Linked DNA regions of Homo sapiens: region 1 is linked to region 2. Evidence: chromatin loops called from intact Hi-C (ENCODE). Cell type or tissue: PC-3. All regions are shown on one strand. Links, peaks and the distances in the headings refer to the core of each region. The heading gives the core; the rest is flanking DNA.

The links. A loop is a pair of places that touch in the nucleus more often than their neighbours do. Peaks named below come from ENCODE experiments on the same cell type or tissue, not always from the same donor. Only the 100,000 strongest peaks of a DNase experiment are listed, where the experiment ranks them.
Region 1: a loop joins it to region 2, with 5 times the contacts of the local background. A loop is called at or near these places in 2 of 110 quality-filtered maps.

The regions. Positions count from the first base shown.
Region 1 is chr5:34,890,167-34,905,287 of GRCh38, reverse strand. TTC23L (tetratricopeptide repeat domain 23 like) reads right to left here. Exons shown (of 11, transcript NM_144725.4): 10 at 8,413-8,518; 11 at 4,777-5,898. The coding sequence ends at 8,510. RAD1 (RAD1 checkpoint DNA exonuclease) reads left to right here. Exons shown (of 6, transcript NM_002853.4): 6 at 1-28. Among named protein-coding and RNA genes, the nearest start is that of RAD1, 18 kb to the left of the region's middle. In PC-3, for the core only: CTCF peaks have their summits at 6,615 and 6,825 (motif pointing right); a DNase peak (open chromatin) is centred at 6,837.
Region 2 is chr5:34,577,328-34,592,448 of GRCh38, reverse strand. It overlaps LOC105374721 (a long non-coding RNA gene), which reads right to left and starts at 6,611. Exons shown (of 3, transcript XR_925916.3): 1 at 6,563-6,611; 2 at 3,518-3,630; 3 at 1,228-2,283. In PC-3, for the core only: no CTCF peak of the experiment used is centred there; DNase peaks (open chromatin) are centred at 4,598, 5,008, 6,088 and 6,638; H3K4me3 peaks cover 2,231 bases; H3K27ac peaks cover 7,162 bases.

The DNA.
Region 1 (15,121 bases), core at 2,466-10,465, 310 kb before region 2:
GAAATAAAATCTATTGGGTCCTGAGAAATCGGAGTGTATAGTATTTTTTCTTTTCCCAATTATGTTTGTAATTTGCTTTCATTCTCTTTGGAATAGGCAGTGCTGCTTTTATACTAGAATCAGGTTACAAGCACCCCAGGAGGAGTCATTAGCTTTAACAGAATTTCCCTCTCAGGAGTGGACAGCTAGTGTTCTAAACAGAAACACCAAAAGCAGCGGTTTCAAGTGCTTTTCGTATCTGTATCTCAGTCACGTCCAGAGATTTCGATAATCAGCAGAGTAAATGTGTGAAATATATTTTTGAAATTCATAGCTTGTTGATCATTATAATAGATACTAGTAGTGGCTCTCACTGGCAAAACTAGAGGTATTCAGGATATGTGAACTTACTAAATTATTTCAGAGTATTTCCTCATACTAAAGTAAAAAGGAAGTAACAATCTAGTAAACCCTGTGGCCTGTACCCTTAGGCATGGTGCCTGACACTTGATTCCAAAATGGTCTTGCTTCCTGCCATTTTGTCCAAGGATTTTGGTTGCCGTGGCTGACTACGTTAGGACAGTACTATTTCTGGAATATTGTCAAGCCTGCCTTAAGTGGACCTTTAATGCAGTGGTGGGTGAACTTACCAAATCAGCAGGTAGTACGTCATTGAACATACAGAACAGGTTACATAAACTTTTTTTTTTTTTTTTGAGATGGAGTCCCACTCTGTTGCCAGGCTGGAGTGCAGTGGTGCGATCTCAGTTCACTGCAACCTCCACCTCCCAGGTTCAAGCGGTTCTCCTGCCTCAGCCTCCCGAGTAGTTGGGACTACAGGTGCATGCCACCACATCGAGCTAATAATTGTATTTTTAGTAGAGATGGGGTTTCACCATGTTGGCCAGGATGGTCTCGATCTTTTGACCTTGTGATCCTCCTGCCTCAGCCTCCCAAAGTGCTGGGATTACAGGTGTGAGCCACCACACCCAGCCGTTTACATAAACTTTTTTGTTTGCTTGCTAAAAAATGTTTATTGAGCTAGGTGTGGTGGCTCTCACCTGTAGTCCCAGCACTTTGGGAGGCCGAGGCAGGAGGACCATTTTAGCCCAGGAGTTTTGAGACTAGTCTGGCCAACATAGCAAGACTCCATCTCTAAAAAAAATTTTTTTTTTTTAATTAGCCAGGTGTGGAGTATGCATGTAGTCCCAGCTACTCCAGAGGCTAAGGCGGGAGGATTGCTTGAGCCCAGGAGTTCAAGGCTGCAGTGAGCTATGGTCATGCCACTGCACTCCAGTCTGGCAGGAGAGTGGGACCCTGTCTCAACAAAAAATAAAATAAAAATAACAATATTTATTGAAATCTGTATGTGAGACAGCTTGATCTGGGCTTGAATTATTTTTTTTTCTAACTTGGTACAGAGATTGTTGGAAAATAGCTAATCCTCATCCACCTCAAAAATGTCAGTGCTTGTTAGCTAATTCAGAAGAATTGTAAGAGCTCTGTATGTTAGCTCAGATCTGTTAGAAATGTCAGGTGTTTGATTGGATTGGGTTATCCAGATTGGTTGAATTTAGAAAGTAGCTTCTGTGGTTTTGCAGTGAGAATGCAACTTTATATTTCTAATGTGGCTTGTTAAGACTTTGGGATTTCACCAAAATAGTAAAATTTTAAAACTTTTGGGCAGAGCACAGAGGATTTTTAGGGCAGTGAAACTAATATGTATGATACTATAATGGTGGATATATGTCATTATAATTTTTCCAAACCCACAGAATGTATACCACCAAGAGTGAACCCTCATGTAAACTATGGACTTGGGTAATAATGCTGTGTCAGTGTGGGTTCATCAGTTGTCACAAATGTACCGCTCTGGTGGGAGATGTTGATAAGGGAGAAGCTAGGCATGTGTGCAGGTAGGGGGTAAATGGGAAATCTCTAGCTTTCCCTTAATTTTTTTTATGAACCTAAAACTGCTCTAAAAATGCCTTTGGGAAAAACTTTGGGGACCAACATAGGTGCCAACTTATTTTACTAGGTATAAGGATGTTAAAATTATATGATTCAGTATCACCACCATTTTATAAAACATTTTAATATCAAAACCTCAGACAATGGCAACCTTACACTGACAATAAAGAAAAACTTTAAACATTAAAAACAATCCAAATGCAGGAACAGGTACACCATAAAATTTTATTTCACAGTGTTATGCTACTGTTTATTGATATAGGTTTGTCAGTTTGGAGATCTTAGGATTGCAAAATAGTAACATTTTATAAATTTTGGTGCCACCCAAAATGGAGTCTGAATGGCCATTTCTTTCTGGTATTTTTTTTTTTTTAATGTCAGTCATTGTTGAAGAGCTATTTTCAACTACGTATGTGAAAATGGAAGCAACTCTTCTGATGCTACTGTAATCAATTCAGAATATTCTGGGGAAGAACAGCAGCCCCATCTCCAGAAAGGGCTAAAATGAACAATGATAGGCCAAGTGACCAGTTAATAAGCACCACAGAGAAGGGCAATGGAATATATAGCTGCTTTCAGCCAGGTCTGCAATGTGGGACCTTGATCCTGAGTGCCAACCCTAAAGCATCCTGGGAGTTAGTCGGCAACTGCCAGGAGAAGGCCTACCAGTCAGTGGACAAGGCTTTGGCTTAGTTAGTATATGTGTGCTTCTGCCACAGCAGAACACAACTCACTATACCTTGGGTACTGGTTGATTCTTAGATTTTACAGGCTGAACAAATGACTGAAATAATTTCCTGAATGAAGAACCAAAATGTGGTTCTGTAAGCACTGAGTGCGTTGATATAGATGTTGATAGTGATACACTTGGATCCCCAAAGACACAGGGTCTTTGAGCTGTATTATTATTAATTTATTTTTTAGAGGGAGTTTTGCTCTTGTCACCCAGTCTGGACTGCAATGGCACAATCTTGGCTCACTGCAACCTCCACCTCCCAGGTTCAAGTGATTCTCCTGTCTCAGCCTCCCAAGCACCTGGGATTACAGGCACCCACCACCATGCCCAGCTAATTTTTGTATTTTTGGTAGAGAGCCGTGTTGGCCAGGCTGGTCTTGGAACTCGTGACCTCAGGTGATCCCCCTGCCTCAGCCTCCCAAAGTGCTGGGATTACAGGCTTAAGCCACCGCGCCCGGCCATTTGAGCTGTATTAAATCAAGTTAGACAACTGGGAAAAGATGAAGAGAGAAAAATTAAAGTTATTTATAGTGCAAACCCAAATGAGATTTCTCTGTCGCTAAATTCACAAGAAAGTAAGGAATATTATTCAAGATTGCAAATTCTTTCGCTAGATATACACTTGCTCAGAGTCTAAGGATTTTCTTCATAAACAACCACAGTGAGTATTCTGTTCCTAAAACAAGCCTTTTTAATCCAGTTTGGTGGAGGCAGCAGAGTGGGATGGAAAGAGTAATCATCTGTGATCCAGGAAGTCTGCTTTATAATTACCAAGCTGACCTTGAACAAATCACTCTCTTGTCCCTAGTTTCTTTTGTTGTTGTTTTGTTTTTGTTTTTGAGATGGAGTTTTGCTCTTGTTGCCCAAGCTGGAGTGCAATTGCATGATCTCAGCTCACCGCAACCTCCACCTCCCAGGTTCAAGCAATTCTCCTGCCCCAGCCTCCCGAGTAGCTGGGATTACAGGCATGCGCCACCACACCCAGCTAATTCTGTATTTTTAGTAGAGACAGGGTTTCTCCATGTTGGTCAGGCTGGTCTCAAACTCCTGACCTCAGATGATCCGCCTGCCTCGGCCTCCCAAAGTGCTGGGATTACAGGCTTGAGCCACCATGCCCGGCCGTCCCCAGTTTCTTTATAAAATAAAATGGTCCTTTCTGACTTTGAACATGTTATGACGAGTTCAGTAAATCAGATCAGGGTAAGTGTTTCAGAAGGTTCAAACTATTCCTCCCAAGGCAGTTTTGGTGACCTCAAACAGGCTATGACTAAAAACACCTCCAAATACAGTTGACCCTTGAACAACATGGGTTTGAACTGTGTAAATCCACTTATACACAGATTTTTTTCAATAAATACATTGGAAGTTTTTTTTTTTGGAGTTTTTTGACAATTTGAAAAAACACAAACTGCGTTGCCTAGAAATATTTTTAAACATTTTAAAAGGTATGAATGCATAAAATATATGTATATACTAGTCTATTTTATCATTTGCTACTACAAAATATGCACAAATCTATTATAAAAAGCTAAATTTTCTCAAAATTTACACACATATACAGTACATGGTGCCATTCACAGTCCAGAGAAATGTAAACAAATGTAAAGATGCAAGGTTAAATCATAGCCACATAAAACCAACTGGAGTACGTACTGTACTGCAATCATTTTGTAGCTGCCTCCTACTGCTGCGGCAGTGCGCGCAGATGTTGTGAATATCCACTCAAAACGCTATGTGATGCTAATCATCTCTGCATGAGCAGTTCAACTCTCCAGTAAATTTCATGTGGCAGAAAAAAGTACTCTCTCGAGATTCTTAAGTATTTTTCATCATGTTTAGTGCACCATAAACCTCATATAATACCATGGGACCCATATGAAGTGCCACTAGTGATGCTGGAAGTGTTCTCAAGAAGTAGAAGTCATGACATTACAAGAAAAAGCTGAATTGCTTGATATGTATCAAAGATTGAGGTCTGTGGCTGTGGATGCCCCTCATTTCAGTCCCAGGATTCTTTCTGTAAACAGACAATGTAAACTTAACGGAATCAATAAATACAGTAATGTAAATGTATTTCCTTATTTTCTTTCTTTTTTTTTTTTGAACAGGGTCTCACTTTCTCATCCAGGCTGGAGTGCAGTGGCACAATCTCAGCTCACTGCAGCCTCGACCTCCTGGGCTCAAGCAGTCTGCCTTCCTCTGCCTCCCAGAGTGCTAGGATTACAGGCAATGAGCCACCACACTTGGCCCCTTATCATTTTCTTAATAACCTTTGCCTTTCTCTAGTTTACTTATTGTAAGAATATATTATATACTATACATATAACATACAAAATATGTGTTAATCAACTGTTAAGCTTATCAGTAAGGCTCCCAGTTAACAGTAGGCTATTAGCAGTTAAGTTTTGGGGGAATCCAAAGTTATACAAAGATTTTTGACTGCACAAGGCATTGGCAGCCCTAGCCCCTGCATTGTTCAGTGGTCAACTGTAGTACATGAAAGTGTTCACCAATAAACTCCTTAGGTATCGCAGAATTTTTTAAAAAGTCAGAACTGAAAGGAATAGAGTTAGAAAAAGGGAAATGGAAGGTAATGGAGTTCCAGTGACACAAAAAACTAACTTAAAGCATGTGACTAAAAGATTTCTTTCCCCCAAGTCATAGATCAGGATCCTAGTTGGGTTTGTTTGTTTGTTTTTTGTTTGTTTTTTTTGAGACGCAGTCTCTATCTGTCGCCAGGCTGGAGTGCAGTGGCATGATCCCAGTTCACTGCAACCTCCGACCCCGGTTCAAGTGATTCTTCTGCCTCAGCCTCCCGAGTAGCTAGGTTTACAGGCATGTGTCACCACGCCCAGCTAATTTTTTTTGTATTTTTAGTAGAGATGGGGTTTCACCGTGTTGACCAGGATGGTCTCAATCTCCTGACTTCATGATTGGCCTGCCTCGGCCTCCCAAAGTGCTGGGATTATAGGCATGAGCCACCGCGCCCAGCCAGGATCCTAGTTTCTAATGGCTCTTGGGTATTTCACCTGGAATGCTGCTGCTAAGTGGACCTTTTTTTCCCAGAGTCCTTAATAAAAAACCGTTGTTTTAGATCTGCCACTGCTATCAGTGTTGAGAAACATTTTGTGGTCGAGAATTTTTATCATCAACAAGGTTGTCTTTATTGTTGGCTATCCTGTATAGAGGTTTTCAATTTGATAACAGAAGACCTAGAGGAAAGGAGAAAACCATTTGAGCATTTTTCTTGGTTCTTGCCTTCTCTTCCTCCATAACTGGCCCTGCCTCCCCCAGCAGCAGATCTCATTGCCTTACCTGAGCCAAAGGCTGAACTTAGCCTGAGGCGACTGTGTCACCATTATTCCACCACATGACTATACTCTCAAAATGCTGGCTCTTCTAATAGGCCTCTAAAATCTTACTAGAGTCTCGGGTTTTCTTCCTAAACAGCAGGGAGCTCTTCCCTTGATTCAGATGGCAAACCAGGGATATTTGAGCCACCTGGATTGTTTAAATCCCAGGTGGAAAACTTATCTAATTTAGGGCCTTTTATATAGTTGATGATTTTCAAGTGGTTTCTTCTCACGAGCTCGGAGACTTACAGCCCGAGGCCCTGTGAAAGATCTCTCTTGCTTGTTTCTAGCCGTTGAGATGTCTGTCCTCTGATTTCCCATTACTGAAGGAGCTGAGCAGGAATTTGATGTATTATGATCCAAAAGACTGCTCCAGAAACACAGTTACTATTAAGTGTTCTTTAGTCACCTCCTATTTCTACCTCAAGCCTGAAAAAAGTGGTTTTCATAGCCCTTTTTTTACTTGAAAAGAATATTTGTTCTGTAGAATATGAAATACAAAATTTTATGAACTTGGGGTTTCTATGCAAGTTGCACTAAAGACAGGCTCATTCTCTATTACTGGACTGTATAAAATATAGAAAGCTATCTGGCACTTTAACTTCCTTTGCAGTAAACCAGGAGATAATGAGATTCCAAATTAGCTGAAGAAATAGGCACAGATTAAGTTAGTTGCCCAGGGGTCTCATAAATTCAGAGGTGGGCAAAGAACTGTAAGAGGGCTGCATCTCTGCTAGGGATAGTAAGTGGGAATCAGCCTCGGGCCTACTTCTGTCGCACCACAAGGTGGCAGGATTCCCCTTGTCTGAAACCTGAAAGGACAACTGATTTCCATAGTGTATATATTATCTTTGAGTTTAGGTGACTGTGTCAGACTGCTTGTCTATGAGACTAACAGTGTTTCCAGAACCTGATAAGTCTATATCTTTTTCGAGATGTTAACCAGCAAAATATTTTCCACATCAGCTTGGTAGTAGCTTTTCAAAATATTCAGCCCCTATCTCCGTTTGCTTCGTGCAACAGTGGTGCCAGTAGAAGGTAATAAAGTCAAAGACCAGCTTTCAGTAAAACTAAAAATAGCTGTTACTTAGTACATGATTACTATGGGGCCAGGCACTCTGCTAAGCACTTTACATATAATGCATTATCTCATTTATTCTCACAACAACACTGAGATAGGTACTATACTTCATCCCCATTTTATAGATGAAGAAACCAGGATTGCCCATAGCTAGAAAGTGGTAGTCCTGGGGTTTGAACTCAGGCTTGCCTGTCTCCAGAACTACAGCTCTTAACCACCATGAATCAAAAAGATTAATTCATAGGGATGCACTGAAGTCATATTTCTATGATCAGATTAAATAGTTGATGAGATAATCATAGTTCATAAAGACTTTATGTCCTAAAGTGGGGCCAAAATTCCTTACCAAACTGCAAAAGTATTCATGTATACCCTCAGGGCAAGTATACACTACACCCTTTGCTTTCAACAAAACCAAACCTTAGTTTCTCTACTTTGATTCTAAAGACAGGGCAAGGTTTTATTTGCCAAAATTTAAATCACTGATCATTTCAAAAAGACTTTAGGTATGTAAAATACAATGGTTTCTAAAAAACTGATTTGCAGCCAGGTATGGTGTGTTCATGCCTGTAATCCCAGGACTTTGAGAGGCTGAGGCGGGAGGATCACTTGAGCCAAGGAGTTGGAGGCCAGCCTGGGCAACATAGTGAGACCTCGTCACTACAAATTTAAAATATAAAAATAAAAATGTTAAAAACCTGATTTGTTCCCAACATGCCAATAAGGAAGGTTTTGTATATATATGTATTTTTTTTAATGTTTAATTTTTTTTTTATTTTTCTTTAGGAGACAGTCTTGCTCTGTTGCCCAGGCTGTAGTGCAGTGGCACAATCTCGGCTCACTGCAACCTCCACCTCCCAGGTCAAGCAATTCTCCTGCCTCAGCCTCCCGAGTAACTGGGACTACAGGCGCATGCTACCACGCCCGGCTAATTTTTTGTATTTTAGTAGAGACTGGGTTTCACTGTGTTTCCCAGGCTGGTCTCGAACTCCTGAGCTCAGACAATCCACCTGCCTCAGCCTCTGAAAGTGCTAGGATTACAGCATGAGCTACAGCACCCAGCCGAAGGTTTTGTATATTAAAAGTCCTGAGAAGCCCTTCAGAAAAGTAACCTGTGTCACTTTGTTTAAACCTGTTTTTTTTGTTTTTTTTTTTCCTTAAATGATTTTTGTCTTTCTGCTACAGAGCCTTTCTTCCTCCCCCAGAGAACTGGCACACATCCCTTGGAATCAGCATTTCTTGCAGCCCCTTTCAGGACATGCTGCCCTGTACAACAGCTGTAAAGTACTTACCATTCCTCCATACACTGCCCTCTGTCATGCTTCTGTGCCTTTGTATGTAGAGTTCCTTCTTCCAGGAATGGCTTCTCTTCTCCATCTGGATGAACTGCTACTTGTCCTTTAAGAAATGGCTCAAATGTCACCCTCTCTATGAAGTGTTTTCCAATTCTCATAGATTGTCTCTCCTTTCATTGCACTGAGAATGCTATTCCAGAACTTAAATTTCATGTTATTATTTCTTCATGTTTTCTCTTACACTAGAATGTTGTCCCCTTAAGATTAATGACCATGTTTTATTTATCTTTATTACCACCTGCAGCTCTAACTGCACCTGGCACTTAGTAGGTGCTCAAAAAATGTTTGTTAAAGGAATGAATGAAGATGAAGAAACTGAGACTCAATGTTTAAGTGACTTAAGGTCGCATGGTTTTTGGGATTCACACACAAGGTGCCTTGACTCAGAGTACAGTGCTCTTTCTCTATACCTGAACAGCAAGTATGTGGTAGAAGTCCAGCTGTTCCCCCACCCGTACCCCAGGGCAGACAACACTAATAATCAAGCTCCACCAAACCCAGCCTTTTGCTCTGGAACCTCAAGCTCTGCCTGCCCTATTCCATGCTATCCTCTCCTATCAGACCATTTCTGTGGGCGTGGCAGAGTAGCTGGGGATTGCAGAGCTCCCCACTGCTCTGCTAAAGATAAGGTACACTGAGCTGGCTCACTGTGGCTTAGCAGCCCTTGTTCCCCATAAAAGAGACCCTCAAGCAGGGAACTAAAGGCTTCTGAGTTTTCACTTCTCTACCTGCCCCAATGCCTCCAGCTAGTCCTAGAATCCTGATTTGGAAAAGCTGCTGCCCCTTGTTTGGCTACCTGGCTCTGGTGGAGCAGATTGTGCTCCTCACTCACTCATACCAAGGTTTGGCCAGATATTTCCTCCTTAATTTTGTAGATGGAGTGTTGGAATGTTTACTAATAAATAATAGGAAAAGAAGATGAATGCAGCAGCCTGGAAACAACCCAGCTTATGGAACATACATTTCATCACTAAGGTCTTGCCCAAGACTGGTCTGGCTGATACAAAATGTACTGCAGCATATCACCTCCTTTCTTTTTCCTTGCTCACTTCTCTCTGGAAATAATCACCTCCCAAATCCCCATCTCCACCCTACTTTCCTTCTCCAGCCCCTCAGCCCAAAAGAGGCTGTTCCATTTTGTTCATATGACCAAGAGGACTGAATATCACTAATAGTTTAATAGGCATTGAGGCACCTTCCTTACTCCCCTCTTATGAGGAGAAAAGGATGGTTCTCCCTGCTCCTTCTGTTGGTTTCTACAGCTTTATACCCATCAAAAGGTATATCAAAATAACTTTTCGGTATGCAGCTGTTCCAGAGACATCTGACAGATAGAAAGATAAAGTTGATAACTTCATGCTTTCATACATCCAGTAAGTTTGATGACTAGGTAGAGTTGTTAAAATGGCTGATATTTATTGAGCACTTAACAGTATACCAGATACTGTGCTAAGTGCTTTATGTAAATAATCTCATTTACTCTTCATTATGTTTCTACATTATAGATACTATTCTAATCCTCATTAGAGAAAAGTGGGGCTTAAGATAACTTGCCTAATGGCACATAGAAAGTGGTAGAGCCTGGATTCAAACACAGATATGTCTAACTTTAAATGTAGTCTATGACCTTAACTACTACATTCTTCTAACAATCAGAACTGTCCAGTAATGGAAGGAAGGGGCCATTTTGAGAGATAATGAGTAAATTCCTGATTATGGGAGGTATTTAATCAGGTACTGGACAAACAGTAATCTCAAAGGTCTTCTCTACAAATACAGCTCATGCTAATATCAGTGATGTCAGTGATTATTTTCTATTTGCCAATATAATGGCTTCTGATTAGTCATCCTTCCCTTTCCATCTGCAATCATTGTCATCTTCATCATCACCATTAACATCATCATCATCATCATCATCATCATCATCATTAACACTCTCATCATCTCTAATTAGCACATACTATGTGCCAGGCACCTTTCTTTGCAGTTTTACTTACATTAACTTATTTATTCATAACAACCCTATGAAGTAGATATTATATTATTATCATCCCCATTTTATGGATGAGGAAACTGAGAAGTAAAGCGATTTGTCCAAGATCTCACAGCTAAAGACAGAGCTGGGATTATAACCCAGGCCATCTGGCACTAGTCCATTCCTTACCACTACATGGCACTCTCTTAATATTTGACACATATACCATACTCTTAAAATGTATCTTTTTTATCATCACAATATTTATTGTAAAAAGTAAAATGACACAGAAATACATAACATAGAATTTGAAAGTCCTCCATAATCCTGTCCTAGAGATAATTACTGTCCTTTGCACTAACTACATATTTACATATACTTATGAGTTATGCTATATATATTGCTCACTAATGTGTACTTTTCATATTTTTAGCCCTAACAGTATATATGGGAATATTCTTCCATGACACTTAAAGCTCTACATCATGCCTTTGAATGACCATATTATATGGCAATAAAAATGTACTAGTATTTCTACTGGTAGACATTTTTTTCCCATTGTTTGCTATTATAAACAAATCTAAAAGATATATTTATGTATGTATAGGTGTATATTTGTATATATACTTATATTTATAAATACATATTTTGTGTAAGGATTTCAAAAGACAAATTCTTAGAAGTGGTCTTTCAGAGTCAAAGGTTACAGGCATTTAAACATTCTATTAACTTTTCCCAACATATCCACCAAAAAGGTGCAATCAAGATACAGTCCCATATAAATAGAGTATTGAGAAGGCTGAGCTCCCCATACTTTTGACAGAGCTGGGTTTTCTTGCCTGTATTTTTCATTACCACAAAAACGATAGGTTAAAAATGGCATTTTATGTTTTGAATCCTGCCTGAGATTGGAAATCTGTGTGTGTGTGTTTATTGGTCATATGCATTTCTTCCTCTTTGAAGTGTCTCCTCGTGTCTTTCGTAACAATGACACTGGCCTCTCTTTCATTGAAACTTTGTCCTCTGATTTCCTATTTTTTCCTGACTCTCCTAATTCTCAAGGACTTTTTCAGAGACTCCTTTTCAGTTCCTCTTTCTGCGTGATCCCTAAATAATACAATAATGATAATTACAATAATTAACATTTCACAGAAGCTTACTATGTGCCATACACTAAGTAAAGCACTTAAAATGAAGTGCTCTATTTCTGTGCATTTTCACAGATGAAGAAAGTAAGCCTTAGGAAGTCTCACTATAAGTGGGAAAGCTCAAATTTGAGCCCCAGCTGTTCTGCTACCAAATCACCATATTATATTCTCTCTGAAATAAGTGTAAGCATGCTCCAAAGTTCTTTCCTAAGCCTTCTTGTTTCACATGTATGTATTCCATGGGTTATTTTATCCATTCCATTAGCTTCAGAATCATTTCTTTGAGCTCCTGGCCCATACAGCCAACAACTTAACAGCCATTGCCAGGTGAATGTATTGTGGGTATTGCAAACATATCCAAAGTGGAAACCATCTTCCCTCAGGCGCCCTAGAAATCCTCCAAGATTATTCCTCTTGCCAATACTATTTAATAGCATTGCCATTCACCCAGTTGCCCAAGCTAGAAACTTCAAAGTTACCTTTGATTCCTGCCTCTATTAAACCTCACATCTGACTGGTCCCACGGTCTGTCAATACAGACTCCATATAGCTTCTCGATCTGTCCTCTACACGTTCTTCCTACTACGGCTTTAGATAATTAAGGGTCTAAACATCTCTCCCTTGGACTATCAGATCTACCTCCTAACTGCTCTCCCCACTTCTCCCTAGGTACCATCTATCCTTCTCATTGCTGTCAGAGTTAATGTTTTAAAGCTAATAATTGATCATGTCATATCTACCCAAAACTCTTTGATGGTTGCTTTCTGTCTACTAAATAAATCCCAAATGCCTTAGCGCAGTACATAAAAATTCCATAATCTCACCCCAGTCTGTCTTTCCAAACTCATGTCCAGCACGTCCCTCCTTAGGTACCTTAAACTACAACCACTCGAGGCCACTTGCTTTTCCTCAGCAATATCGGGTATCTACGCCACTATGCTTCTGTTCATGCAACTTGGAATACTCTCCTCTAGCTTCTTGTCTACCTGCTAATGGCTACTTTTCTTCGAAGAACCTGCAACCCATCCCCCAACCTACGCAGAGTTTCCACCCACATTTCTAACCTCATGATTTATTACTTGCCCTTTTCCTTTACATTTCTACTAAAGACTTACTACAGACTAACTTGTAATCTGGTCATACATGTCTGTTTTCACGTAAGGGACTATATCTTAAACATACTAGTATTTCTAGTGCTTAAATGAGCTAGAAATGTACAAAAGAAGTACATTTTACATTTAGGTAAAAGTTAGACTAACCAACCTGAAAGTTTAAATCTGAGATTTTTGTATGCCCTTTCTGTACACCAAAATTTTATTTGAGGCCCTTGCAACTATCATTTAACCTTGAAATTAACTCTGATTTCAAGGAGCCATTTCTACTTTAGCTTTTTTGCAGAGGCTTCAAAAGCCAAGAATTCGGGCTCCTAGCAATGAAAGTCCAGTGAGTGTAGTCAACGAGTTTCCGGAAGAGGTGAGGTAAGAAGCAGGAGAGTACATCGGAAAACTAGCAGAGTTCCAGGACATCTGGGATTGATTACTCCAGCAAGATGCTGAAGTTTGCAAAGAGACAGCAATCGTTGTACCAGGTTTTGACATCTGGCTTTGGCAGTTACCCCCATGGTTTTGCTCAGCAGTTCTTGAGGAATGAGATATGGGCTTGTTTCAGGGAAAGAAAAACCTTCTGCCACAGCAAAGTCCTTAAAAGACTCTTCTTTTCCCCTTATATGGACTTTCTTGGTAGGTTTGGTTTCGTTGTAATTTACAGAAAGAAAAATTAATTTCCAAGTACCTAAAGAAACTCATACCACCTAAGGTCTGAATTAGATCTCCTAATTTTTCCTCCTTCTATGAATCTTTTCAGATCACCTAAAAGACACAGTAAATACTGGAAGGCAAAGCAACCTCAGGCTACCGAAGAATTAGATTCATTCCAGATATTCTGAAGTGTCTATTTTTAAATACAAGCTGAGTAGAACTTCTGTTCAGTTTTGAGGAAACATCATGCATTTTTTCTCTGAAATTATACATTTTGTTCTTTTAGTTTCATTATTATTACCTTCAGAGCACAAAATATACTTTAGATATGTTCAAAGATTCAAAATCTCAAAACTAACCTATGGTAATAGTGGCTAACAATCATCTCTGATTTCAAATATTCTGAACTGTTGCCCTGAAAGCAAAAGGCAATCTTCTGTGAAGAAGGGGAAGGAAGGGTGTTTTACGAACACTTATTGAGCGCATACTCTGCCAGGCACTGTACTATGCATGTTATAGACATGATTTTATTTAAAACTCACAACAACTCTCTGTGGTTTACTATGATCTGGATGTTAGCAATGGAAAACAAGGTTCAAGGAGGTTAAGTCATTTGCCCAAGGTCACATACTTTGTGAGTGGAAAAGGCAGGTTAAGATCACAGGTCAGACTCCAGTAATGTATACTCTGTACCTATTACTCTTAATATAAAACAATAATACGGTGATACAAAGAAGCCTCTTATTTTAACATTCTGACATATTATCTCTTGTACTTCAGATAGAGAATTGTTATTATTACTATTTTGTTATTAAGATCTCAACATTCATTGGGCATTTAAGACCTGCTAAGACCTTCCAGGCCCTGATCTAAGTCTTGTATTATTTATCATCTCATTAACTTTCAGAAAACGTACTTTTTGAGGAAAGTACTAATATTTTACTGATGAATAAACAGAGGCTGAGGGAGTTAAGTCACTTCACCTAGGTCAGAGAGCTGAGTGATGGAGCCTGAGTTTTAAATCCAGGCAATCCTGGGTGCAGTGGCAGATGCCTATAATCCCAGCTACTTGGGAGGCAGAAGCAAGAAGACCGGCCACAGAAGTTTGGACCAGCCCGGGCAACACAGAAAGACCTCATCTTTTAAAAAAAACTCCAGGCAGTCTGTCTTCAGATTGTAAGCTACACTTCCTGGAGTACAGATCCTGGAGTCAGAGAGACCCAGATTAAAATTCTACCTTTGTCTCTTCCTGGGTGAGTTAACTTCAGTAAATCATAAAACTTCAGTTTTCCCACATGTAAAATGGGTTCTGGAGCCTTGCCTGCTGAACAGGTATCCTCATACGTATACTCAAATTCATCAAAGTCAGAATCTGTATTACATTAGTGAAATGGCATTTTTGAAATCTGATCAACCCGGATTCAAATCTTACATTTACCAGCTATCTTATGAACAAAATACCCAACCTTTTTTTTTTTTTTTTTTTTTTTTGAGACAGGGTCTCAGTCTGTTACCTAGGCTGGAGTGCAGTGGTGCAATCGCGGCTCACTGCAGCCTTGACCTGGCCTCAAGTTATCCTTCCACCTCAGCCTCCCAAGTAGCTGGGACCACAGGCACATGCCACCACACCTGGCTAATTTTTATATTTTTTGTAGCGATGGCGCTTCACCATGTTGCCCAGGCTGGTCTTGAACTCCTGAGCTCAAGTGATCCACCAGCCTCAGCCTCCCAAAGTGCTGGGATTACAGGTGTGAGCCATCATGCCC
Region 2 (15,121 bases), core at 2,622-10,621:
AATCTAATATTACACCTGTCAATTGGTCATCTTAAACTCCTTTGGCTAGAAGTCCAGCAAGCCAAAGAAAAAAAATTCTATCCTGGCAGGGATCATTGATGTTGGATGTCACAGGAGGCAGGCTTGCTTCTACACAGTGGGAGCGAGAGGAAGTATCTCTGGAACTCAGGGGACAGCCGGGTCCCCTCTTGGTGCTTCTGTATGGTGAACGGACAACTACAGCAACCATAGGCTGATGAAGACATGGAAATGAGGGGTGAAGGTCTAGGTTACCTCACTGGGCACACAACCTAGACCAGCGAAGGCCAGGATGGGGGTCGGGGGAACCTAGAGTGGGAGAAAGAAGAGTCAGATGATGAAGAGTAGAGTTAGAGCCTTTGGACTAACTGCAGCAGAAGGGGCTGTAGCTTGTCTCACGAATATGCCTGTGATAAATCTTTTTCTTCCTTGGAAACTATGACCAGATGCTTTGAGAAATCATTGATTGGACAGTTTCATGAGTGGATCTGAGTGTGACGGGTTGGGCTGCAGCAGATGCTGTTGGTCCTCTCTCATATTCTCTTGTCTCCCACTGGTCCTGTGCCAGCACAACTCTCACCAGCGGGCTGCTCTGGCCACAGGAGCAGGCTCGACTTGCCCAGGGACAGGCTAGAAATTCCAGGAAGCTCACAACCTCGGGAGTAGCCCTCAACCAATGCAGGATGGGAGCTGGTAGATGAATTCCCAGCTTTCTCACTCCTGGGGTAGCGCACCACTGAAGCATGAGCTCTGTAGTTTCCCAGTGGATGCCTGCGGGAATGGTCCCCAGATACCCGGCAGTGCCCACTCCTTCATGCCCACCATCTTGTTTGTCTTTACTTTCCTGCATCACTTCCCCACTTCCTTACTGGCACTTCCTGCTGTTACCTCTCAAATAAGCTGCTTGCACCCAAATCCTCATCAAATTTTGAGCAAACCCAAACTCAGAGAGTGACCAAGCCAGAAATGAGTCCAAATAATTTCGCTCCAGATTCTATGCCTTGAACTACTATGTTTGCATTAAAGAATGATCCCATAGATATAAAGAGTGCTGACAAGGAGGAAAATGATCCAAATAGCTTTTAAAAGCAGACACAAAAACTATTCCACCATTATAAGCTCTTATAGCCAAGAGTTAGTTTTTTATACAACAGTCCTTTATTTGAAATCAATCTTTGCTAGAGACTTAATGGACACTCATCGGGATGATTCTTTTCCAATAACTGTTTTATTGATTTTTCAGTGGCAGTTTTCTCAAATAACATTTGATAAAGATGGGATTGCATGATACTCAAAGAGGAACCCCTCGCCTTTCAAGAAACAACAGGCACGTGAAGTAAAATTGTGTATATTAATTAGGTGTTTCTAACAACCAAATAAAACGTTGCCCTAGACGCAGAGCAAAATTCTGGTTCCTCCACATTCACAGCTTTGTTAGCATCTTTGGGAATTATCCTCATCCTCAGAGGGAGGAAAAGAGATTAGGAAGAAGCAGGAAAATTGGGCACAGTGGTTCACGTCTGTAATCCCAGCAATTTGGGAGGCAGACACGAGAGAATCGCTTGAGCCCAGGAGTTCGAGATCAGCCTGGGCAACATGGAGAGATCCCATTTCTACAAAAATAAAAAAATTAGCCAGGTATGGTAGTGCACATGTGTAGCCCTAGCTACTCAGGAGGCTGAGGCAGGAGGATTGCTTAAGCCTGGGAGGTCTAGGCTGCAGTGAGTTATGATCATGCCACTACACTCCAGCCTGCACTCCACTTGCACTCCAGCAAAACTCTGTCACAAAAAAAAAAAAAAAGCAAGAAATGATCGCATGTCTTACCTTTCTGCACTAGGTTTGTGGAGCCTACCATTCTTCCTCTGTCCTCGGTCCACCCCTTTCTAACGCCTTGTACTCCGGTTAGGAGTCTGAACTGGGGTGAGCAAAAACCACCCTGAATAGACACTGGCCTGAGAAGGGGTTTGCAGTCTCCTTAAGAGAAGGAGGAAATTGACAATAAGCAACTATGACAAAATCTGACTCTGGGGCCTGGAGTAGTGAGCACTGGCCAGACTGATTTGTGGAGGTAGCCTGGTTGGGTGTGAAAGCACAAAGCTACAGTCATGGGTATTTCTCCAGGTCACATCTTTGTTATTTCCATGAACTGCATTGGCAGTAAAATGTAGAGCCCAACTCTGGAACCAGGTTGTCTGGGTGCCTGGACTGAGTCCCAGCTCCACCACTTACTTGGTGGTTTTACTGAACTTTTCCGCGTTTCATCTGTAAAAGAGGGACAATAATTATATTAGTCAGGGTCTCAGCAAGAAACAGATGTGTTCTCAAATTGAGAAGGGTTTAATAAAGAGACTACTCACCAAAGTGGGCAGGATTAGGGGAAACCAGCATGGGGCAGTGAAGCACCCCAGAGCTAGCAACATCAGGAAGCCAATTCTGCCCTTAGGCCCACAGGTTTTATGAGAATGAAGAGTAACTATGGATTTGCCTGTAGAAAGGGCTGTGTACTCATAGCTGTGGCTCTCAGTGGAGGAACATTGACCCTGCCATCTTTCAGACCCAATGTTTTATTCCCATTCCTGGATATTTGTGCCTCCTGTTAGTAGCCCCCAGTGGCTGAACCCAACTAAGATACAGAGTGCAAAGGAGGCAGGCTAAGGCCATCCATCAAAGCTAGCTTCCTAGGGCCCAGAGCAGAGTGCAGGAGGGCAGACAAGGAATCTAGAGGGATAGATAGAGACTATGGGGCTCAAGAATGGTAGCTACCTCACAGTGTTGTTGTGAAGATTAATATTACAACATAAAGCTCAAAGATCAATGCAGACACATACTTAGTAAGCACTGTAGTAGAGTCTGTTACATTACTGTATCCCTCATATCTCTCTGTGCCTGTTAGCATCCAGGTTGCTGCAGGATTGGTTGAGCCACTCCTTATGCGCTCAGCACCAGTCCAGCTCCTGTCACCAGGAGAATCTCTCTCTGTCAAGGCCAAATGTCTGCTTCTCATCCCTGGGGTATTGCTCTTGTATGACAGTGTCTACCTCTATAATCGGGTCCTGCATCATCTCTGAGGAAAGGAGCTTCAGAGTTGGGCCCAGGAAATGAGCCTCTGGAATGCTGGTCCCTCTGGACAACCTTTCCTTCTCATCTTAGAAAGTAAAACTCCTCCAGCCAGTTAAACACCATCCCAGACAGAAGTTGACCACATCCAGGCTGAGCAGATAGGAAGTCTGCTCTTGCTTCCTCTCTCCCTATCAGTTAGGATCTAAGGACACCTGAGAGTGAGTCCAACTCACTTCCAGAATTGAGTCTTGCCACCTACCTCCTCCAGAATTTAATAATAGATATTGCTACTATCTATTGGGCATATAATTATGGGCCAAATAGTATCTAAGAAGCTTTCCATATCTTATGACATTTAATTTTTATAGCAACTCTGCCAAGAATTAGTATCCCCATTTTACACATGAGGAAATGGAGACTCAGAAGTTTCACCTACACAATGAGTAAGTGGCAGAGTTGAGATGAGTCTGGCTGACTCCAAAGGCCTCTCCATCACATGATGATGTCAACGGATCCAATGTAAATCATGCTTTCTCTTCTAAACTTTTCCTATAGACACAAAATGCATGTAAGCAGAGAAAATGGACTTTTTGTTTGAAAAGTGTATCATTTTTGTGGGAGACAAGATTCACACAAATAGAGCGGTTTGAAAATGATCCAGACCTGTATCAAGCCAGGTGCCACAAACTTTACATGCTGTGGGAGCTTAGAGAAAGGGAAGAATCTCAGTCATTGAGTGGGACTTTGTAAGAAGTTGGTCTCTGATGAGGAGACATGCTCTGCAGACAGAAGTGAGAAATGCCGGCCCCAGCGCGGTGGCTCAAGGCTATAATCCCAACGCTTTGGGAAGTGAAGGAGGGAGGACCACTTGAGCCCAGGAGTTCAACCCAGCCTGGGCAACAAAGTGAGATCCTATCTCAAAAATAAATAAATAAATAAATAAATAAAAACAATTAGCTGGGCATGGTGCCATGCGTCTATAACTCTAGCTACTTGGAAGGCTGAGGCTGAGGCAGGAGAATTGCTTGATCCCAGGAGTTCAAGATCACACCACTGCACTCTGCCCTGGGTGACAGAGCAAGACCCTTTCTCAAAAAAAAAAAAAAAAATAAGCCAATGGACAGGGCAATTGATGGGTAAAGAGAAGGAAGAAGAGAAACAAGCCCAGTAAGTGGAAGAGAATATTGACCTCACTAGAGAAGGGAGCACTAGGGAGTAGCAGATAATGAAGAGGGTTGAGGAAGAATAAGAAAGTCTTTGAAAGCCATAGAGAGGAATTCAGACTCAATGTGGGAGAAAAAGGAACTCATAACAGTTGTGAGGGGGCAGTGCCAGATGAAAGAGTGTCAGAAAGGTTTAGATTTCAGGAGGAAGGGAAGGGACTGAGAGGAGGAGAGGCTATGAAAACATGCTAATGCAAAGCAACAACAACTGAGATAAGAAAGAGAAAATTGCAGCCACCCTTCAAAAGAAGAACTGGCCAGATATGGTAAACAAATTAGTCAGAGCAGATGAGACAAGGATGACTCCACAGTTTTCACCATGCTTGATAAAGGGGACAAGGAGAACAGACAGGGAGAAGAGTCATCTATAAATTGAGCTCATTTAAACGTGAAAGAAGACTTCCCCGAAAAGAAATGAAAAGGATCCCTCTGATAGAGAAGCAAAGTGTTTTGTTTTTGCTTTTGTTTTCTGGAGAGGAAGAATACCTAGCTTTACAAAAAGCTCCTAGATCACCAGTTCTGATAGATCAGAGAAGTCTTTGAATAAACGTCTCTCAGCTTAGAGGCCCCCTCTGTGTGTCTTGAGCTGTGTGTGACTTCAGGGTTAGTGGGCTTAGGAGTCTCACAGAGGGTTGAGGGGACTCCTCCTACTTAGTGTGTCAAAGTGTTCTTGCTAGCCCGAAAAAGAAATCTAAACAAGTCCGATTTGTCATCTTGTTAAATCTCGAGGAATTCAAAAACACATCCTTACTAATCAACTGGTCAAACACTATTTACTCATTGAGCAAAAGTCCTCATCTCGTCGGACCCTGTAAAGGTTTTATACTCAAGGCTTCCCTTGACATAGATTCATTAAACTATATACTTTCATTATCGTTAAGATGTCTAATTGTGTCCAAACTGTTGCCACCAGTAACTTGTGAATTCCATAATCTTTCCATTAAGATCTTGTATTTCCCTGATATTAGCTCCCTTTTTTGGTAAATTTAGGTGTCTCCCTGCAAAATTAATTAAAAAACTAAAATAAAACATACTTTATCTCTCTGATCAGAGGGTCCATTTTCATTTCCTTTGGGGGAAGTAATAATTTAAGTTGTTAAATGCACTTAATTTATAGGTGAATCTTCTCCTTATCTGTCTTTCTTTTTCTTATTTATCGATCACCAGCTGAGAACTGGATTTATTTGTTCTTACTAGTCTTTTAAATATTTCTTTTTATTTCCTATAAATTAAGGGAAACTCATTTTGCCTTGAAAACAACAACTTACTTCAGTGTAAAGTATGCCTCATGTTGTATGATGTTTCCTTTCTTTTTTTTTTTTTTGAGACGGGGTCTGGCTCTGTCACTTGATCTGGAGGCCAATGGCGCGATCTCGGCTCACCCAGCCTGGAATTCCCAGGCTCAAGCTATCCTCCCACTTCAGCCTCCTGAGTGGCTGGGACCACAGGTATGAGCCACTATGGCCGGTTCAAGAGATCCTTCCGCCTCAGCCATCCAAAGTCCTGAGATTGCAGGCGTGAGCCGCCGTACCTGGCCATATGATGTTTCTTTCAAACAATTTGCATGTGCATGTGTATGCAGGTGTGTGTGTTGGCGGTACGGGTTGGGGAGAGGGACTAGGGCAGAGGAAGAAGAGGGGGGTGTAAAGTTTTCTCAGAACTTAGTGGTGGGCGTGTGGCGTAGGTGGTTGAAGAGATAACAAGAGCTCACTTTAAAATGATTGCTCCCCTTTAGCCTCTATCAAATTTTTGAAGAGGCTTTATAAGACCAGACATGAAATGGCATTTCCTGATTAGCTCTCAGGAATACTACGTGTCTACAGACATGAATCACATCCCCTGTTTGTTCATTCCATTTCACAACAGGAACATGAGACATAACTCACCCAGACCTTAACCAACTTTGGTGAGGAGAGGGGTATTCAGCCTTCCTCCTGTGGGATATCCAGCCTGAACTCTGCTCATCTGGTCTGAGACAGAGCCCAGCAGTAAGATTAGAGATTAGGTGCCTGTTTGGTTTGGTCGTGCAGGTAGCCCAGTCAAGAAACTCAGCTTGGCGAGTTTCCATGGTGAAAGGGGAAATAAGAGAGTGGGCCATGGGGTATTTCTCATGTACTAAGATTTTTGAAAGCCACCTGGATCATTTTGACTCAAGGAACATGGCCAGTGCTGTACAGCCTTGTGTTTCCGTCACAATCAGCCACCCATACTTCCCCTCACTCCTTTTCCAGCCAGGTGCTGCCATTCGCCTTTCTTACCTTGCGTGATGGATGGTGGAACAGCTTCCCGAGTCAGCAGGAGGTGAATAAGAGCTCCTGGTGGGGCTGGAAACTTCTGTTTCATGTTTACCTTTGGTTCCTTTGTTTGTACAGCCTTGTACTGTTTTCCATCTAGATTTCTGACCCATTGCCTCCTAGCAACAAGTAGCTTTTGTCTATGCCTTTACCCCTGACTCACTGGTCTAGATTGTTGACCCACTATTTTGCCAGGATCTCTAGGTCATTGTACTTCTTACTACTACCTGTCCCTCTCTTGTTTCCTCCCCTTTCCTTTTTCCTTCCTTCTATTTGTATACATTTACTGAGGATTTAGTGTGAGTAAGCTATGAACAAGTTCTGGGGACCCCACAGCTTTAGCAGAGAAGATGGATGGAGATAAGTAATTATAATAAAGTGGAATAGGTATTATGCCAGAGTTAGTAGAGGGAACAGTGAAAGACTTTATATAGGGCTGGGGAATCTGTATGAGACAGAGAGGGAGACATGAGACTGGAAGGGAAACCAGAAGCCAGAATTTTTTTTTTTTTTTTAAGACAGAGTCTCATTCTGTTGCCCAGTGCCCAGGCTGGAGTGCAGTGGTGTGATCTCAGCTCACTGCAACCTCTGCCTCCCACGTTCAAGAGATTTTCCTGTCTCAGCCTCCTAAGTAGCTGGGACTACAGGTGTGCACCACCATGCTCGGCTAATTTTTGTATTTTCAGTAGAGACGGGATTTCACCATGTTGGCCAGGCTGGTCTTGAACTCCTGGCCTCAGGTGATCCACCTGCCTCGGTCTCCCAAAGTGCTGGGATTACAGGCATGAGCCACCACACCCCACCAGGAGCCATATTTTATAAATCATATTACAGAGGATGGACTTTATCCCAAGGACCACCAGAAGCTCTGAAAAGACTACTAATGGTTAATATCTATTGAGCAGTTATCATGGGTTTTTCCTACATTAATATTCTCACATTATCCTTTGGTGATAGGTATTATTTGTTAGATTTGTTTTACAGATGAGGAAACTGCGACTTAGAGAATATATCAGTCAGGGTCCAACCAAGGCAACCAAACTTCTTCTAAGTATTTTAACCAAAGGAAATTTAATCCAGGGAATTGGTTATGCAGGTGAAGGAAGAGGAGAGAACCCAGACAGCAATGGTGAGGCAGCTGAGATCAGCAACAGCAGAGAGCAAAAGGGAACGGGCTGTGTTATTGAAGCCCAGGGGCCAGTCACTGTTCAAAGCTGGAACCACAGGAGACATCACTGAAAACAGACATGCCTGCAAGTCCCCACCTTCCACCATCCAGGGTCCTTATTGACTGAATCCATCTGGAAGCCAGAGGGCCTAAGGAATGTAATAGATAAAACAGCAGGGGAAGGATACTGTATTGGTGTGGGTCCCAATGGAAATCAGACAGCACACTCAAAGTAGAATAATTTGAGCAGGGTTGATTTACTAAGAGCTAAATTACAAAGATGGGGGAGAATAGGGGAACCACAGGGGACTTCAGAGTGGTTACCATCTGCTGTGGTTTTGATAATTGTCTCCTCCAACATTCAAGTTGAAATTTAATCCCCAATGTGTCATTATTGACAGATGAGACCTTTAAGGGTCCTAAGGGCTCTCCCCTCCTGAATGGATAAATCCATTCAGAGATTAATGGGTTGTCATGGAGTGAGCTTTATAAGGAGAGGAAGAGAGACCTGAGTTCACCCACTCAGCCCCCCAACTATATGATGCCCTGCACCACCTTGGGACTTTGCGGAGAGTCCCCACCAGAAAGAAGGTTCTCACCAGATGGCCCTCTCAACCTTGGACTTCCCTAAGCTATGAGAAATAAACTGTTTCTTATAAATTACCCAGTTCCAGGTATTCTGTTATAAATTACAGAAGATGAACTAAGATGCTATCTCTAGGGCCAAAGAGATAAGGAGAAGAAGAGGTTGTTGAAACCTGAAGGGAAAAGGAGTATTGTAGAGCACGCCACTTGAAAAGGAGTGCTGCTTTCTTGTTGAGGGACACAGCCACAACCTCACAAGGAGGTACCTTATAGAATATATACTTTGACCTCCTTCTCTTTCCTTCCTCTCATCAGCTGGGGCTCTGTATTGGCCAAGCCCGAAGGGAAGTTTGAGGGCATAAGAGCCCTGTCAATGTAGTATCATTTACAATTTCCATTTTAGAGATAAGAAACCAAGGCTTGGAGAGTTTAGGCGACTTTTTCAAGGTCACACACCTAATCTGTAGAACTGGAAATTGAACATATGTGTGACTCCGAACCCATATTTGTTAATCACTATACTAGACTCTTTGTCCACAGGATCTTTCTTGCATTCATGTCTCAGACCTGATATTTCCACTTTTTGCCCATCTACCTTATTACAGAGTCAAATTTGCACAGACCCTCAGAACTCACAGAACCTTCTGCATCTTGTGACTGTTTCCTGTTGTCTGGATTCTGCCTCTCAACACTACTTTGGTTCTTCCTGTTTTAGTAAATGAACATCTATTCACTGCTTAACACCACTTGTATTACTAACATTTCCTGTGAAAACACAACAGTTCTTACAGAAACAAGGGTGTGGCCCACACAAATCATAGGATTCCCAGGTTTTCAGCCTAATATAACATAAAAGTGTTTTCTACCAGATGCTGGGTGTATACTAGCTAAAACCAACAGGTAGAAGGGTCAAGTTCAAGAAGGAATTCCAAAGATAAAAAACTATATATTTGAAGATGTTTGTTGTTGCCTTATTTATATTGGTGAGCCATTAGAGGCAGCTCAAGTATCCAACAACAGGAGGACTGCTAGATTAGTGATTCTCATCAAATACTGGGTGGAAAGCTTCCCCTTGCCCATTTCTGCTTAGAGCATTTTTTTTCAAGGCAGAGCCTGTCTCTGTCTTGCCCAGGCTGGAGTGCAGTGGCATGATCATGGCTCACTGCAGCCTCGACCTCTGGGGCTTAAGTGGTCTTCCCACCTCAGTCTCCCGAGCAACTGGGACTACAGGGGCATGCAATAATATTTTAATAGTTTAAAAAGTCAAATTAAAAACACTTATACACAAAATAATCACATTATTTTCCCAGGAAATCAAAAAATAAGAGTTATCTAGTTTTCCCCCAAGTTGTTTTATAAAACCAAACTGTCTGTTCAGCTGATGGGGCCAGGACTGTCCCCAAATTCTTTTGCAAGAAGGGAATTTCGGCTCTCAGTCTGTCTCTAAGGGGATGGCTATGGGGACTGTATTTCTCTCCCAAGCCTCTTGAGGGAGGTGTGCAAATTGCACAGCAGAGTCTTGGGGCCAAGGGCTGAGCTAAGTCTTTGAACACCAGCTACTGGGCGGGAAGCAGTTAGCACCTGACTTTGTTTAAGCTGTCCCCACCAGCTGTTCTATCCATGGCTGGGAAGAGAGCTGGACCACTTCCACAAATGGAGTAAGCAAAGTTAACACAGAACTAGCCGTGAGTGAAATTTCCAGGGAGTGTAGGCTTTGTACAAACAGAGTAAAGACAAGAAGAGCAGGTAGCATCGTAGGCAACTAGAACAATGGCTGGCTGCCCAATGGTAGTGATCTTCCTTGTGAGGGTGGCAGATGAGGGGAGCATGATGCTGAGATAGCAAACACTTTTTCCCAAACTAGTGGGAACATGTGACCCACAGGAGTGCCAGCCTCTGTTCTGGGTCAGCCTTAGGTGAAGAGGTTGCCTATGATATGTGCTCCTAAAAATGACCTACTTTTTCTTTTAATTCATTGATTTCATTTATTTATTCAACAGATTGAGTGCTTACTATGAATTTCCTATTCTAGGGTCTAAGGATACAGGAATGAACAAAACAGGTGATAATTCCCTACTTATGGTATTTATATTCTAAAAGGGAGGCATAAAACCACTACAATAAGTAAAATGTATAGTATATTGAATGAAGGTATGTGCTGTGGAGAACAGTCAAGCAGAAATGAGGGAGGGAGCATGTAAGGGGGATGTAAAGGTCTTCAGGGAAGCCTCACTAAAAAAGGATGACATTTAAGCAATACCTATTTTATGTTTAGAAATTTTTTTAGAAAAGGTGTAAATTCAGGAAAATACAATAGAAAGCACCCATTCTCTCATTTCCAGAGATAATCACTGTTAACATTTTGTTGATATCCTTTTACACTCTTTCCTACGTGTGTTTGAACATGTCACATATTTAAAGGTATGTATGTGTATGCATGGATACACATGCCTTTCTCACTTTCCAGCACAGCCACAGTTTTCCTTCTTACAAAACTGCATCATCACTTCCACTGGCCACAGGAGATGGGGAAGGGTATAGCATAATGGGGGAGTCAGGGGTCTCACCCCAGTCCGGCCGCTTATGTAAGATTTCTGTGTTCCAATTTTTTCATCAGTAAGATAGGGACCATAGGATTTAACTCCTAGTGTTATTTAGGGGGAGGAGGGGCAATCAAATGATTTACTACTTATGAAGAACCTAGAAGAATCCTTGGCACATAGGAAACGTCTACCAGGAGTTAGGACAATTGGTACCATTTCGGAGTAGAGCCACTTCATCTCTGGGATGGTTTTACAAAGTCAGACAGCAAAGCAGAGCAGGACAAGGAGGGCCTTTTGTCCCTGGTAATGTGTTTGGATCTAATTCCCGATGCTGCGATGCTGCGGGAAGCCTTGGAGGGCTTTAAGCAGGGGCGTGGCTTGCCTGTATTTATGCAGCTGTGTGGAGAATGAATTGTAATACAGCAAAATGCTTAAAGGAAGGGCAGCCATGAGGCTGTTTCAGTAACTTGGACAAGAGATGGTGTCGAACTGGAGAGGTGCCAATGAAGGTGGTTAGAACTGATCTGATTGGACATATATTTGAAAATTAAAGTCAATAGTGTTTAGCTATGGGGCTCTGAGCAAAAGATAAAAGAATTGTGGGGCTTCCTGGCTATGGGGAGAGTGGTAGCATTTAGATGGGGAAGGCCAGGAGTCCACACTGGGGCTGGGTGGGTGGAGCACTAACTCTCTTTGGCCACATTAACTCCATTACCAGGCTTTGCCCTTCATTATCATCATCACCTTAGCTTAGGCCCTGTCCCCTCTGGACCAGACTATAGCTCTAATGGGTGCATCACAGATGTCCCTGACCCCAGCCCGTGGCCTTTCTATGACTCTCTCATGTGGCTTTTCTTAATTCTTCCGTGAGTTTTCCCACTCACTGGCCTTATCCTCTGCTTGCCTGTGCCTGGCTCACGGGTTCAAGGCCAAATCCAAGCATCACCTCCTTCACAAAGTTCTTTCCCTTCTGAATTTCAACACAAATTATGTGCATCACCCATTTGGTTTTTAGCACGTTATTCATATTTTCTTTTAAAAATGTGTTTAGGGCTGGACGCAGTGGCCCACGCCTGTAATCCTAGCACTTTGGGAGGCTGAAGCAGGTGATCACCTGAGGTCAGGAGTTCAAGACCAGCCTGGCCAACATGGCAAAACCCTGTCTCTACTAAAAATACAAAAATTAGCTGGATGTGGTGGCAGACGCCTGTAATCCCAGCTACTCAGGAGGCTGAGGGAGGAGAATTACTTGAACCCTGGAGGTGGAGGTTGCAGTGAGCCGAGATCACACCATTGCCCTCCAGCCTGGGTGACAGAGCGAGACTCCGTCTCAAAAAAAAAAAAAAATGTGTTTAGGGCCAGGAATAGCAAGCTCATGCCTGTAATCCCGATACTTTGTGAGGCTGAGGAGGGAGGATTGCTTGAGCCCAGGGGTGTGAGACCAGCCTGGGCAACGTAGGGAAACACTGTCTCTACAAAAAAATTAAAAGAAAAGCAACTAGCCAGGCATAATGTTGTATGCCTGTGGTCCCAGCTACTTGGGGGACCTGATGTGGGAAGATCACTTGAGCATGGGATGTCAAGGCTGCAGTGAGCCATGATTGCTCCACTGCACTCCAACCTGGGCAAAAGAGTGGGACCTTCTCTTTAAAAAAAAAGTGTTTATGTTCCTCCACTATCCCCTGAACCCTTGCTGACAGGGCCGCAAAGACAGAAACAGTGTCAGGCCCTGGGGGCTGAATGTGTGGGGAGTTTTATGAGGCAGGGTAAAGACAGAAGGGGCCTTTAGGGGAGAATAACAAAGAGGACGACTCCACTCACTTCACGGGAGCTCAGGGATGGCTCTGCACACCATCCCATTTGTGCTAAATTCCACCCAGAGTGGTATTTATGAGTCCCATTCCCAAGGGACTCATATCATCTGGTTCGTATATTTAGGCCATTTTCTCTGGTGTATGAACTGTCCAGAGAGAGTAGGAGATGGTGGAGCAGGAAGCCCTTTGGATAACTGGCCACCTGTCCTTGTTTTCCCGCAGGCCCTGTTCTGTTGTCAGCCAGGTTCTGAGGCTAAACAGAGGCAAACCCATTGCTGCAGAGCTCATCCCTGGCCAGTGCTCTGGGTTTATAAAATGCCTGAACTGCTGTCGTTCATTGGTTCCAGTGGTCAGACCAGCCTACTGGTAAATGGATATAGTTTATTTTTCAGTGCCTGAACAAAAGTGTCTTCCCTGTGGACCTCTCCAGGGCCTGGAATTATTTTATTAGTCTCTTCTTTGAGTCAAATTAAGTATTAAGAGTATGTATGCCATCATTAGAGGTGATCGACATCTTGGTCCAATTCAGTTTATTGCATTAACCAGCAGGCAAGGTTGGAGTGACCCTCCCTCCCTTTACCCTTTCTCCTTCTCCTTCCTCCCCCTCTCCTTTCTCCTCTTGCAGCATCTGTTCACAGGCACACTTTGGTAAGGTTGGGGAAGTGGTGCTGCAGAGGTGTGGATCTGCTTCAGGGAGCCTTCTGGAAGTTCAGGCCCAGAGTGGAGAGCAGTGAGGGAAGTGCTGGAGTGGCCTGGGGCTGCAGGAAGACACTGGGCTTCTTGGCTGAGCACAAACTTTCACAACAGCTCCTATGGTAGCCTGAGTGATGGCCACCGAAGACATGCATGCTTGAATCCCTGGAACTTGTGAATGTTACCTTATGTGGCAAGGGGGACTCTGCAGATACAACTAAGTTAAGGACCTTGGGATGGAGAGATTTTCCTGGTGGGCCTCAAATGTGGTTGTCAGTGTCTTTATAAGAGGGAGGCAGATGGAGCTTTAACACAGATGAGGAGACAAAATGACCACAGAGGCAGAGATGGGAGTAATGAGGTCATGAGCCGAGGATTCTTGGCACCCATGAGAAGCTGGAAGGGGCAAGAAACAGGTTCTCTCCTGGGGCCTCCAGATCCCTTGATTTTAGGCCTATAAGGATGAGTTCAGACTTCTGGTATCCAGAATTGTAAGAGAGTAAGCTTGTGTTGTTTTAAGCCACCAAGTTTATGGTACTTTGTTATAGCAGTGGTAGCAAATGAATACAGTTCATGGGCACACTCTAATTCTGGGTTCTCTAAGGAGGCTCCTGAGACCTAAGGGTCTGAAAGATGTAGCTTCATGAATGCTTGGACCCAACAGGACACCCCAGGCTGAACAAGGCCTTTGCTCTAGGTCAGATTTGCTCTCCCAGGGGAGATCCAATCAGTTTAAAATGGAACCTGCGTGCGGTGGCTCACGCCTGTAATCCCAATACTTTGGGAGGACGAGGTGGGCAGATCACCTGAGGTCAGGAGTTCAAGACCAGCCTGGCCAACATGGGGAAACCCCATCTCTACTGAAAACACAAAAAATTAGCTGGGTGTGGTGGCAGGTGCCTGTAATCCCAGCTACTTGCGAGGCTGAGGCAGAAGAATCGCCTGAATCCGGGAGACGGAGTTGTGGTGAGCTGAGATTGCGCCATTGCACTCCAGCCTGGGTGACTGAGCCAGACTCCATCTCAAAAAAAAATAAAATAAAATCTAATGTATATGATTCATTTTGAAGCATCGGCTCACACAATTGTGGAGGCTGAGAAGTCCCACGGTCTGTCATCTTAAAGCTGGAGACCCGGGAAAGCTGGTGGTCAAGTTCTGAGAGCCAGAGGGCTGATGGTACATGTCCCAGTCAAGGGCAGGAGAAGATTAACATTCCCATTCAAGCAGTCAAGCAGAGAGAGCAAATACCCTCTTCCAGCACCTTCGCTTTCTACTTAGACCTTCAATAGACTGGAGGATGTCTTCCCATACTGGGGAGGGCGGTCTGCTTTACTCAGTCCACTGATTCAATGCTAATCTCATCCAGAGACACCCTCACAGACACACCCAGAAATAATATTTAATCTGGACACCGCATGTTTCAGTCGAGTTGAGGTTTAAAATAAGCCTTCACGCACCCTTACAACTTAGGTGCCATTTCCCCCCACTGAGCTCCCTTCTTATCCTCTGAGAACACAAGGAGGTATTACTCACAACACAGCCCAGCTGGCCAGCACCAGCTACATAATCTGTGGGGTCCAGTACAAAATGAAAATGCAGAACTGATTCTTCCACACTTGAGAAGCATCTCATCTCAAGATGGCGGGAGCAGGGCATTCACCAGGCATGGCGCCTTCTGCAGGCCCAGCCCAGAGCTACCACAGGTCATGCTCCCATGAGG